Regions from separate parts of the Mus musculus genome. Here region 2 is linked to region 1. Evidence: chromatin loops called from intact Hi-C (ENCODE). Cell type or tissue: heart. All regions are shown on one strand.

Evidence for each region. Peaks named below come from ENCODE experiments on the same cell type or tissue, not always from the same donor. Only the 100,000 strongest peaks of a DNase experiment are listed, where the experiment ranks them.
Region 2: it touches region 1 in a loop (9-fold over the local background); 17 of 42 quality-filtered maps call a loop at or near these places.

Annotation. Positions count from the first base shown.
Region 1 is chr11:50,938,104-50,943,103 of GRCm38, forward strand. 4933414I15Rik (RIKEN cDNA 4933414I15 gene) reads right to left here. Exons shown (of 2, transcript NR_168570.1): 2 at 3,597-4,649. Among named protein-coding and RNA genes, the nearest start is that of 4933414I15Rik, 3.1 kb to the right of the region's middle. In heart, a CTCF peak has its summit at 1,981 (motif pointing right); no DNase peak of the experiment used is centred here; H3K27me3 peaks cover 1,635 bases.
Region 2 is chr11:51,531,782-51,536,781 of GRCm38, forward strand. All of the region lies in intron 5 of Col23a1 (collagen, type XXIII, alpha 1), which reads left to right. Among named protein-coding and RNA genes, the nearest start is that of Phykpl, 50 kb to the right of the region's middle. In heart, CTCF peaks have their summits at 2,732 and 2,943; no DNase peak of the experiment used is centred here; H3K27ac peaks cover 307 bases; H3K27me3 peaks cover 1,290 bases.

The DNA.
Region 1 (5,000 bases):
CAATTGTGACTGCTTAGAATGGACAGTGCTGGGGCCTTCCAGGATCTTACCCATCTTCTGCAAGAATATATATATATATATATATATATATATATATATATATATATACACACACACACACATATATATATACATATATATGCATATATTATGCTAACCTTTGATGGCTTTATAAATTTGGAAAAGCATCTTGAACAGCAATTGTTGAATGAAGATCCTGATGTCAGGACTCAGTTACTTCCGTACATTTTTTTTTTCATTTAAAGAGACAGAGTCTTACTATGTAACCCTGACTGGATTGGAACTTACTATGGAGTCCAGGCCAGTATCAAACTCAGAGACCTGCTTATTTTATTCCTCAAGAGTGTGAGAATTAAAGACATGTGCCACCATCCCCTTAATACTCCTTTATAATCTCTTGGCCATAGCTATAAAGCCTATTACCATTATTGGTGGTTGCGTGCCAAACCTCTATTACCAAAGACACTATATGCTTTGGTTTCAGGACGTTGAGAAATCAGGCTGAGATTAAGTAGAACGTTTCCTTCCTGCTGGGTGACTTTTACAGCTGTAGAAGACATTGTGCAAGGTCCTCGGGAAGAATTGTCATGGGTGGTCCTGCTCTGCTTATTGCACTGCCAACTCGCCAGGCAGAAATCGCCTGCTCATGAAGTCATGGCATTACTGTTGTTGGCGCACCTAACTGCTTTCTGTTTGGATTCGGGGCCCATTCCCTAGAAGCTCACTCACTTCTGATACCATAACGCAAAGCCCACGGAGGAGGTTGTCATAGGCCACACTGGGCGAAGCAGCTGCTATTTTGTTTAGTGGACGGGATATACCTGTCGATTTGCCTTCTGAATATTTGTGTTTATGCTCGTATTGGTTACGATTGTCAACCTCAGTCGTGGAGGGAAGCCTTTCGTCACGGGTGGTATATTGCAGAAACTCATAACCCATTCATGTTCCAAGTTATGGATGCGCCACAGTGGTCCAAAGCTCAGTTATAGTTGCAGGAAAATAAGCAGACCTCTCGTCTCCTTCAAAGCTTGGGAAGTTGGAGGCGGGAGTAAAGGTTACAATGTTGTGTTCTTCCTTCAGAGGGAGGCGGCAGGTTCATAAGATGTGGGAAACAAAGGAAACTTCCGAAGCATAGGGAGCTTAAGGTTGAAGGGTTCACAGGTGCCTTCTCCAAAGTTATAAAAGCAGTGGACAGCTGATGGGGAGAGGTGATTGTAAATTGTACAGAAAGCCCCCACCGTGCCAGTTTCACGAGGCATCAGCTGAACCAAGGTGGACTTTTCATTGACTCATTTGCCTTTGAGTTACCCATACTCCAGCTGGAGAAACCCCTTTCTTATGCTCCGTCCGATAAGAAACCCCAGTAAACTCACTGGCTTGCTTAGTCAGACTTCGGGAGAATCGTTTCTTTGTTTTGTTATATTGGGTGAATACACATACCTCTCCATGAAAAGTCACACAATAGAGATTTATTTTTAAAAGGAGATTTATTATTATAGATAAGTACACTGTTGCTGTCTTCAGACACACCAGAAGAGGGCGTCAGATCTCATTAAGGGTGGTCGTGAGCCACCATGTGGTTGCTGGGTTTTGAACTCGGGGACCTTCGGAAGAGCAGTCAGCGCTCTTATCCTCTGAGCCATCTCGCCAGCCCCACAATAGAGGTTTTGATGTGATAAGAATTGGGCTGTCCTATCCCAGGTGTTCGGATCAGAGCTCTGTTAGAGTGTCCAGGTCTATCTGACTCTTTCCTCAAGAGTCTTTGAACATGAGTCGCTGCTTCTACAATGCGATTGTTCCCTTCAGAGCAATGATAATTATGTCAAGATGTTTTTATGTTAGTCACATCTAGTTGAATGTAGGATATTTGCCATTCGTCTGGTTGTATGGTCTATAGTTAAGACATCTCAATAAATGTCTAAGGAAGTGCTTTAGTGTCCGCTGGTGCAGTTCTACATCGTGACCACAAGAGGGCAGTGTTGTCCTACTACTTTCTGTAGGTCAGGCTCTTTGCTTCCTGGGATCTTGGATAGTTGGCATACCCTCCCCTTGCTCCTGGACTAGAAAGAAGAGCTCTGAATGTTACCTGCAAACACCCTGGCTTGTCAGGTTAGAAAACACTATACCTTCTGCGCTCCAGATATCCCTGTGCTAGCCTCAGGCTACATTCCTATCACTCACTGGCTCATGCTCATCTTATGTCGCCTAGGCCCATCAGACTAATGTTGGTGCAGCCAACAATGGGTTGGGCCATCCCACATCAATCACCAATAAAGACCATCTTTCACGGTATGGCCTCAGGGGAGACTGAACTGGGCAATCCTTCAGGATGCCTCTAGGCTGTGTCCAGGTGACAGAGAAGCTAATAACCAGGGTCCTGTCATTAACTAGTTCTGCAGAGAGCCTCTTAGATCCTGTGGAGGGCTCCTGAAACCTTGGAAACTCAAGGAAGCTAATAGTTCCCTGAAGGCCTGTTACACACCATCGGGGGACTGGTATATAGCCTGGCATTGGGCAATATAAGACCATTTGCCCTGGTTTGGTTTCTTGTTGCTGTAGTAAAAACACTGACCAGAATAAGCATTTGGCAGGAAAGGTTTGGTTTGCCTTTATAGACATAGTCAATAATAAAGGAAAGCCAAGACAGGAATTCAAAGTAGGAGTCCCCTGCCCCCATTCTGCTACAGCCCAAGATCACTTTCTTAGACAACTTTATTAGGGATGGTGCCACCCACAGTGGGATGGACAATCCCACACCAATGAATAAGAAAATGCCTCACAGACATGGTCACAGGCTAGTCCAATCAGGGAAAGTCTTCAGCTGAGGATCTCTTTTCCTAGGTGGCTCTGTTGTATCGTGTTAGCTGTGGCATTTTCCTGTGTCTTACAGAGACATGGAGGCCAATTTTCAACATTTAAGTAAGAAAAAATCTGACCATGTAGGTTATTCCCAAAATAAATAACTTCATTGGTTGGTTAGGGTTGAGTAGGAAACTCCTACTACCTGGTATTTGGCTGTATGGACAAGGCCCACAGAGCCAGTAAAAACCATATGGCAAGGTTTGGGGTGTAGCTTGGTAACATGAACAGAGCCCTTGGGTCAGTACCTAGTACTGTATAAACTGGGTGTGGTGACACAAACCTGTCACCTGAGCACTTGGAAGGAGAAGACAGGAGTCTCATCCCCCAGCTGGTCTGAGGCTAGACATAAAACCCTTTCTCCAAATGGGGAAAAAACAGGGCTGGAGAGATGCCTCGGTAGCTAAGAACACTCGATGCCAGTCACAAGGACTAGATTTTTAGGTTATTTCAGCATCTGCACAATAAGCCGTGTACCCCTGCAGGTCTCAAACCCCACTGAGTGTGCCACTCAGAGGATCGCTGTGACTTGCTCTGCCTCCGAAGAATAGGCAGAAAGTGGCAGAGGACACCCAACACCCTCTTCTAGTCTCTCTGCCTGTGCACGTGTGTGCCCTCCCGCACATGGATATGCATGCAACGTATGCACATGGGCACGCCTGCACACATGCACGTCTTTAAAAATAAACTGCATGACAGAGGCATTCCCCCGCTCCTTGAATTAAGCGCCGTATATTTGAGAATCTAAATGAACTTAAGAGACATCTTCCACCGTACGGAGGGAGTGAGATGCAGTCTGTGACCATTCGCTTACTGAGGAAGTAGCTCATTGGCTTTGGGCTAGAGAATCCAGAGTCTCTGTTTCTGCTTGGGAAGGAAGGTTGAGAAGTGATGATCCACATGACTTTGCCGTGGAAGCTCAGCAAGGTCATAAACCAGAGGGCAGATGAAGTTGGCTTCCTGTGAGCCTGGGTGGCTTCATGTGGTACACAGCAGCGAGGGGGGAGTGATTCTGTGTTTTGACTTTTTCCCTCTGTGACATGGGTGGAAGGAGCCTGGAAGGAAGAGTCTGAAGGGCGATGAAGATTCTGCAGGGAGGCCGCCCCACAACATCCAAATATAAGCCAAAGGGAGTGGGGCCCCAGCAGTCAGGATGCCTCTCCTGTCTGGGAGCCCGAGGACCAGAAGGTCTGTGCTTTGGTTTTCTTGTCTTCAGGGCAGTGCCTTATGAACTGCAAGGGCGGACTCTCCATCATTTCGGTTGTTTGACGACGTCTTTCCAGACTACTTCTTCTTTCCTGCCCTTGCCTCCAAGCCTTTGGTTGTAGTTAATAGCAGTGCCTTGGTTCATGCGCTCATGAACTCCCAATCTAAGTTTGGGGCACCAGCTAAGATAGAGGGAATCTGGTGGCATAGACTTTCACAGGTGACTCTGGAGACAAATTGTGGGTTTTGCATACATGGGAGCGGGGAGGAGGTGCTCTGTCTCTATCCTCGGGGACCCAAGGCAGCGCCCTCACAGAGCTCTCCAGATCAGTCCTGGTCCAAAGCGAGGGTGAGAGGGCAGATAGACGAGGTGCCATCAGTCTGGTTTCACTGGCCAGCATCCAGTGGACAGATGGGAGAGACACTGTCGCTGACTTGCTTTCAGGTCTCTGGAACACGGGATGGGAAGGTAGTGTGAGAAGCCTAAAAAAGTCCGGAACGTGATTGAGGGCGCTGCAGGTTATAGCCACAGGGTGGGACCTCACAGCAGTCGCATCACTTCCCTGGAACACCGAGAGGAAGGAAGAATTGAGGAGGCACATTTCCAGTCTGCCTCCCCCCACCCCCAACTCCTATTACAGGAGAAAAGGGTTTTTTCCTGCCCAGTTCTGTAGGTTTCCAGAAAGTCAAGCATTCCTTAAAAAAAATAAAACGGCCCTGCATTCTCTTCCGCAGTTAGGCTTTGTGGGTCATTTCTGTGTTTTTATGGAGGAAGACCGATTGGCCCCGGTACATCGATACATGTCCAGGAAACCCCACAGTATAAAGTGAAGGGCACACAGCTTGGTTAGAGTCACAGAAGACACTTTTATTGCTAGAGGACACTCGGCACTGCCGGCGCTAGCCGGGATCCC
Region 2 (5,000 bases), 590 kb after region 1:
CAGTGCTGACATTGTAAGTCCATGCCACCGTGTCTGGCTTTTACTTGGGTGCTGGAGACCCCAATTCAGGTCTTCATGCTTGCCCAGCAAGTACTTTGCCTACTGAGCCATCTTTGAAGCCTCCAAGATAAAACTTTCATGATGAGGATAGAGCTCAGTGGGTGGACTGCTCACATAGCATGCATACATCTTGGGGCCCCTCACACCCCACAAACCTGGAGCACTGGTCTACAGCTGTAATACCAACACTTGGGAAGTAGAGGCAGGAGGGTTCGGAGTTCAAAGTCATCTTTAGCTACATATTGAGGCTGAGGTCAGCCTGGGCTACATGAAACCCCATCTCAAAAACAAATAAAAAATGTTCTAAAGCAATGGCTCAGCAGTTAAGAGCACTTGTTCTTCTGGCGGCCCAGGTTTGGTTCCCCGTGTGTCCATGGTGGCTTGTGATCATGTAACGCCAGTTCCAGAGGCTCCATTCTCCACTTCTGACCTCCACGGGCATCAGGCACCCACACATACAAACACACAAAACTCTCATATACTTAAAATAAATGTCAAAAAATGATTTAGATACATAATTGTTTTTTAGAATGGAAGGAAGGACCAGAAAGATAGCTCAGTGGGTAAAGGCACTTTCCATGCAAACCTGACTCCTGGAATTCTATGTAAAAGGTGGAATGAGAGAGCCGACCCCACAAAGCTGGAGTACACACCATATACACACCGTGGTGTGCACGCCTGCACACATATACATATGGACAGTCACGATAGATAGATAGATAGATAGATAGATAGATAGATAGATAGATAGATAGATGATGGATGGATAGATAGATGATTGATAGATAGATAGATAGATAGATAGATAGATGATAGATGGATGGATAGATAGATGATAGATAGGTAGATAGGTAGGTAGATAGATAGATAGATAGGTGATAGATAGATGGATAGATAGATGATAGATAGATAGATAGATAGATAGATAGATAGATAGATAGATAGATAGAGATGATAGATGGATGGATAGATAGATGATAGATAGATAGATAGATAGATAGATAGATAGATAGATAGATAGATGATAGATGGATGGATAGATGATAGATAGATAGATAGATAGATAGATAGATAGATAGATAATAGATGGATAGATAGATAGATAATAGATGGATGGATGGATAGATAGATAGATAGATAGATGATAGATGGATGGATAGATAGATAGATGATAGATAGATAGATAGATAGATAGATAGATAGATAGATAGATAGATAGATAGGATGGTGTAATAAGAAATGTAATGAAGAAATAAATGAGGAAACCCTTCTAATCTGCTCAGCGTACAGCCAAGCATTTGGACAGAAACCCAGCGTTGAGACCGATCGGTTTTAGGAACAGCTGTTTCGCTGCTGCAGCTTAGTGTTGGTGTTTCTGTTTGAGGGAATCTTAGAAGCAGTGTTTACTTTGTTGGCAAACTCCAGGGTCGGGGTGGGGTAGGGGAGCGATTTTCTTTTTCCCATTGAACCAGGCTCTCAGCAGTTCCTAGGGGAAGAAAGAACAGGCAAGCTGGAGCGAAGGGCTGTGCTGGGATCCCCGGCCTGTGCTGTCTGCGTTCACTCCGCCTCTCCCTGCCCCCACACCCCTAGATGAAATGAAGTCCACATGTGCGGCCCATGGAGTGGCTAAGGGACAGGGGCAACAGGGGCCACCCACATCTGTGAGGCAGGTTATGTATGGACTCAAGGGGGTCAGAGCTGACGGGGCTCTGGGGTCACTGTCTCCATGCCCTTCCTGAACAGAGGCTGTCTGTCCTTCATGCCCCCAAGGGCTTGTTAATAGGACCTTACTGTTGCAATAAATGCATGGTCGTGTCTATTGTAAAACATTAGGAAAGTAGAAAAAGGCAACCAAAGGGGGAAAAGCAATCCTCCTCCTACCATCCACAGACAATAGCTCACTATTTTCATGTTCTTTTAACATTTTTATACGCAGCTTTGTTCGCATACTTCCACTATAAAAAAAAAAACCAAGCCTCTAGGAACACACTTCTCTCTCTCACTTGAAATATCATGAGACACTCCCACATCATTAAAAACTGTTACAAGATGTAATGGCTACATAGTATCTGATCACATGTATCATTTTATATAGCCAGTCTCTAAGTTATGCCATTTATATGGACAATTTTTCATCCTTACACTCAACATCCTGGGAGTAAGTAAAGGCTTATTTCTGTGATTATCTCCATACAATAAATGTCTATAAGTTGGATTGTTGCACCAAAGGGTTTGCACATGTTGAAGGCTTTTGATGTGCGTTGCCAAATTGCCCTCTGGGAGGCCGCTCTCATTTACATTCCCACCAACAGAGCACGAATGCGGCATGTTTCTCCAACTCTGTCCAACTGTGGGTATTATCATACTTTTAATTTATTTCAATATGATAAGTTTTAAATATATATCTATATGTATGTGTCTTGTTTCAATTTAGGGTGTATTTTCATTACAAGTTCTCTTTTTTGTTGCTTTTTGTTTTGTTTTTCAAGACAGGATTTCACTGTATAGCCCTGGCTGTCCTGAAACTCACACTGTAGACCAAATTAGTCTCGAACTCATAGAAGTCTTCCTGCCTCTACCTCCCTAATGTGGGAATTAAAGGCCTGGCTAGAAGTCTCAAGAAACCTGACCTGTTTGTTAAAGTTTGTGTTTGCCTGGCACCTAGTGGTGAAATTTGGAATTGCAAGTATAGAGTTTGGACCTGATTGGGGCAAAGAAACAAGTAATCATCTCGTACTCACTGATCAATCAGCAGAGAGGGTGTTCTGAGCACTGAACTTTGTGAATCAACAATGCAGGATGCAAAGGACCCACAGGCAAGGTATTTCAGAATTTAGGGGAATTGATCAGCTTGTATGTGTCAAAATGTTTCAGCATCTCATAAATAGGCTTGATATCATGCCTTGTGCTCCACACAGGGAAGGCACAAAGGCAAATCAGACCCGGTCACGGTCTTAAACAGCTGGGGATGGGAGAGAGAGACCATCTGGACACAGTGGAGTCGTCCTGAAAGTGTCTCACACATCCCTTTTTTCATCTTGAAGATGTGCCAAGCTTCTAAAGTGACAATGACTTGTCTGTCACTCAGGGCTTAATCTCATCTCCACTTCTCACCCTTTACACAAAAACACAAGACTAGGCCTTCTTTGCTTTTCTTCTTTAGACTTCTCACGTTCTTCACCCTCAGTGTGGAGCTTCCATGGCTCTCTGGCTTCCTACCTGCCTTTGGGAGGGCGTGTAAAGGGTCCTTGAATACAGGGAATGTACCAGGAAGATAACAAAGGAGGGTGCGGTGAGGGTGCTGGAGGGGGGTCCATAGGTCGGTCTGTGATTTGGAGCTAATATTCAAGAAGGACGGAATGACCTTTGAACTGAGACTTCTGTGACAAGATGCAGAGATCTGAGGGGCAGGTGAGTACTCTCCGCAGAGGAAAACAGATGAGGGTACAGGTCATGGAGTTTAGAGCAAGCTTCGTATGTCAAGAGCCATCTGAGGCAAGGATGGGAAGAAGGAGAAGGCAAGTGACAGAGATAGGGTGAAAGGAGGAAAGGTGTCGGGGGACTGGAGAGATAGTCCAGCAGTAATGGCTGCTTTTGCAAAGGACCTGGATTAAGTTCCCAGTATAAGACGGCTCACAACCCCCTATAACTCCAGTGTTAGGGCATCTTCTGGCTTCCATGGGCTCATAACATGGTGCACATAAACTCATACAGGTGCACACATGCACATAAGTAAAAAATAAATCTTAAAAAGGAGGAGGAGTGTGGTGATCGCATCCAGGGGCTACATGATGTAGGCCCTTGTAGACTGGCAGTGGGGAACAAAGATTCCCCAAGCCCCATGCTGCCCGAACCCTCACAGTGCACCCTCTAAGCCATCAGTATCCCCTGAAGCGACTTCTGGCCCACACACACGTGCATACAAATGAGAGTGAGAGATGGGGAGGGGAAGGCTTATGTAGCTCACAGTCCTGGAGGCTCAGAGTCTATGATTGGGGCAGAGCCTTGGTCCAGCTTCTCTTCCATGAGCTCTCAGCAGCAAGCATGGGGCCCGGCTCCCACCTCTATGGATCCTGCTGGGGCCCTGTTGTTCCTTGTTCTTTGCCATCTCTGTTCAACCTTACTCTGCTTAGAAATCAGCTCCATCTACACAGCATTTCCAAACCCTGCTCTGTTCTCTCAGACAGACCCCCTAGCTTCTGCTCTGTCCGTGTTCCCTGTGCACACAGTGGAGGTAGCACCTCCATCTTCCACGCCTATTGTGCAAGGGACGACATTCCATGCCGAGCAGGCACAGGCAGTATGCACAAAGGGAAAGACCAAGCCACACGGTGTGGCCCCGCGTGTTCAGAGTTAGTGAGCAGTGGGCTGGGAGAGGAGAGAGATGCAGCCCGGCCAGCTCCTGTACCTACCTTCCAGATGAGACTGGAGCTCTGCAAGTCCCTGAAGAGTTCTGGGCAGCTCTGTGTGGGTTGACCCTCTCTGAGCCAAAACTCTGAAATATCTCCAGTCAGAAGCCTGTGATGTCAACAGGGTACCACAAGTGGAAAAATCCCACATCCGACCTGTGACGGTCACAGCACAGGTGGAGGGGCTGGGGAGGTGGCGCAGTGGTCAAAGAGCTTGTCTCAAGAGCTTGGGAAGCAGAGTTCAGATTCCCAGAACTCTCGGAAATGCCAGCTGACTGCAGTAGGCCAGCTGCAACCCTAGCTTCAGAAGGTAGAGACAGAATTGCCAGGGCAGGCTGGCTATCCAGACCAGCCACAGTGGTGGGCCTTGCAGTTCCCTTAAGAGACTGCCTTGGTGAATGAAGGAAAAGAAGGACCTAGAATGATTGCTTCTCAGCATCAACCTTGGGCCTACACATACACATGCATGCATACACACACATACACGTGCATGCATATACACACACATGCATGCACACACATACACATGCA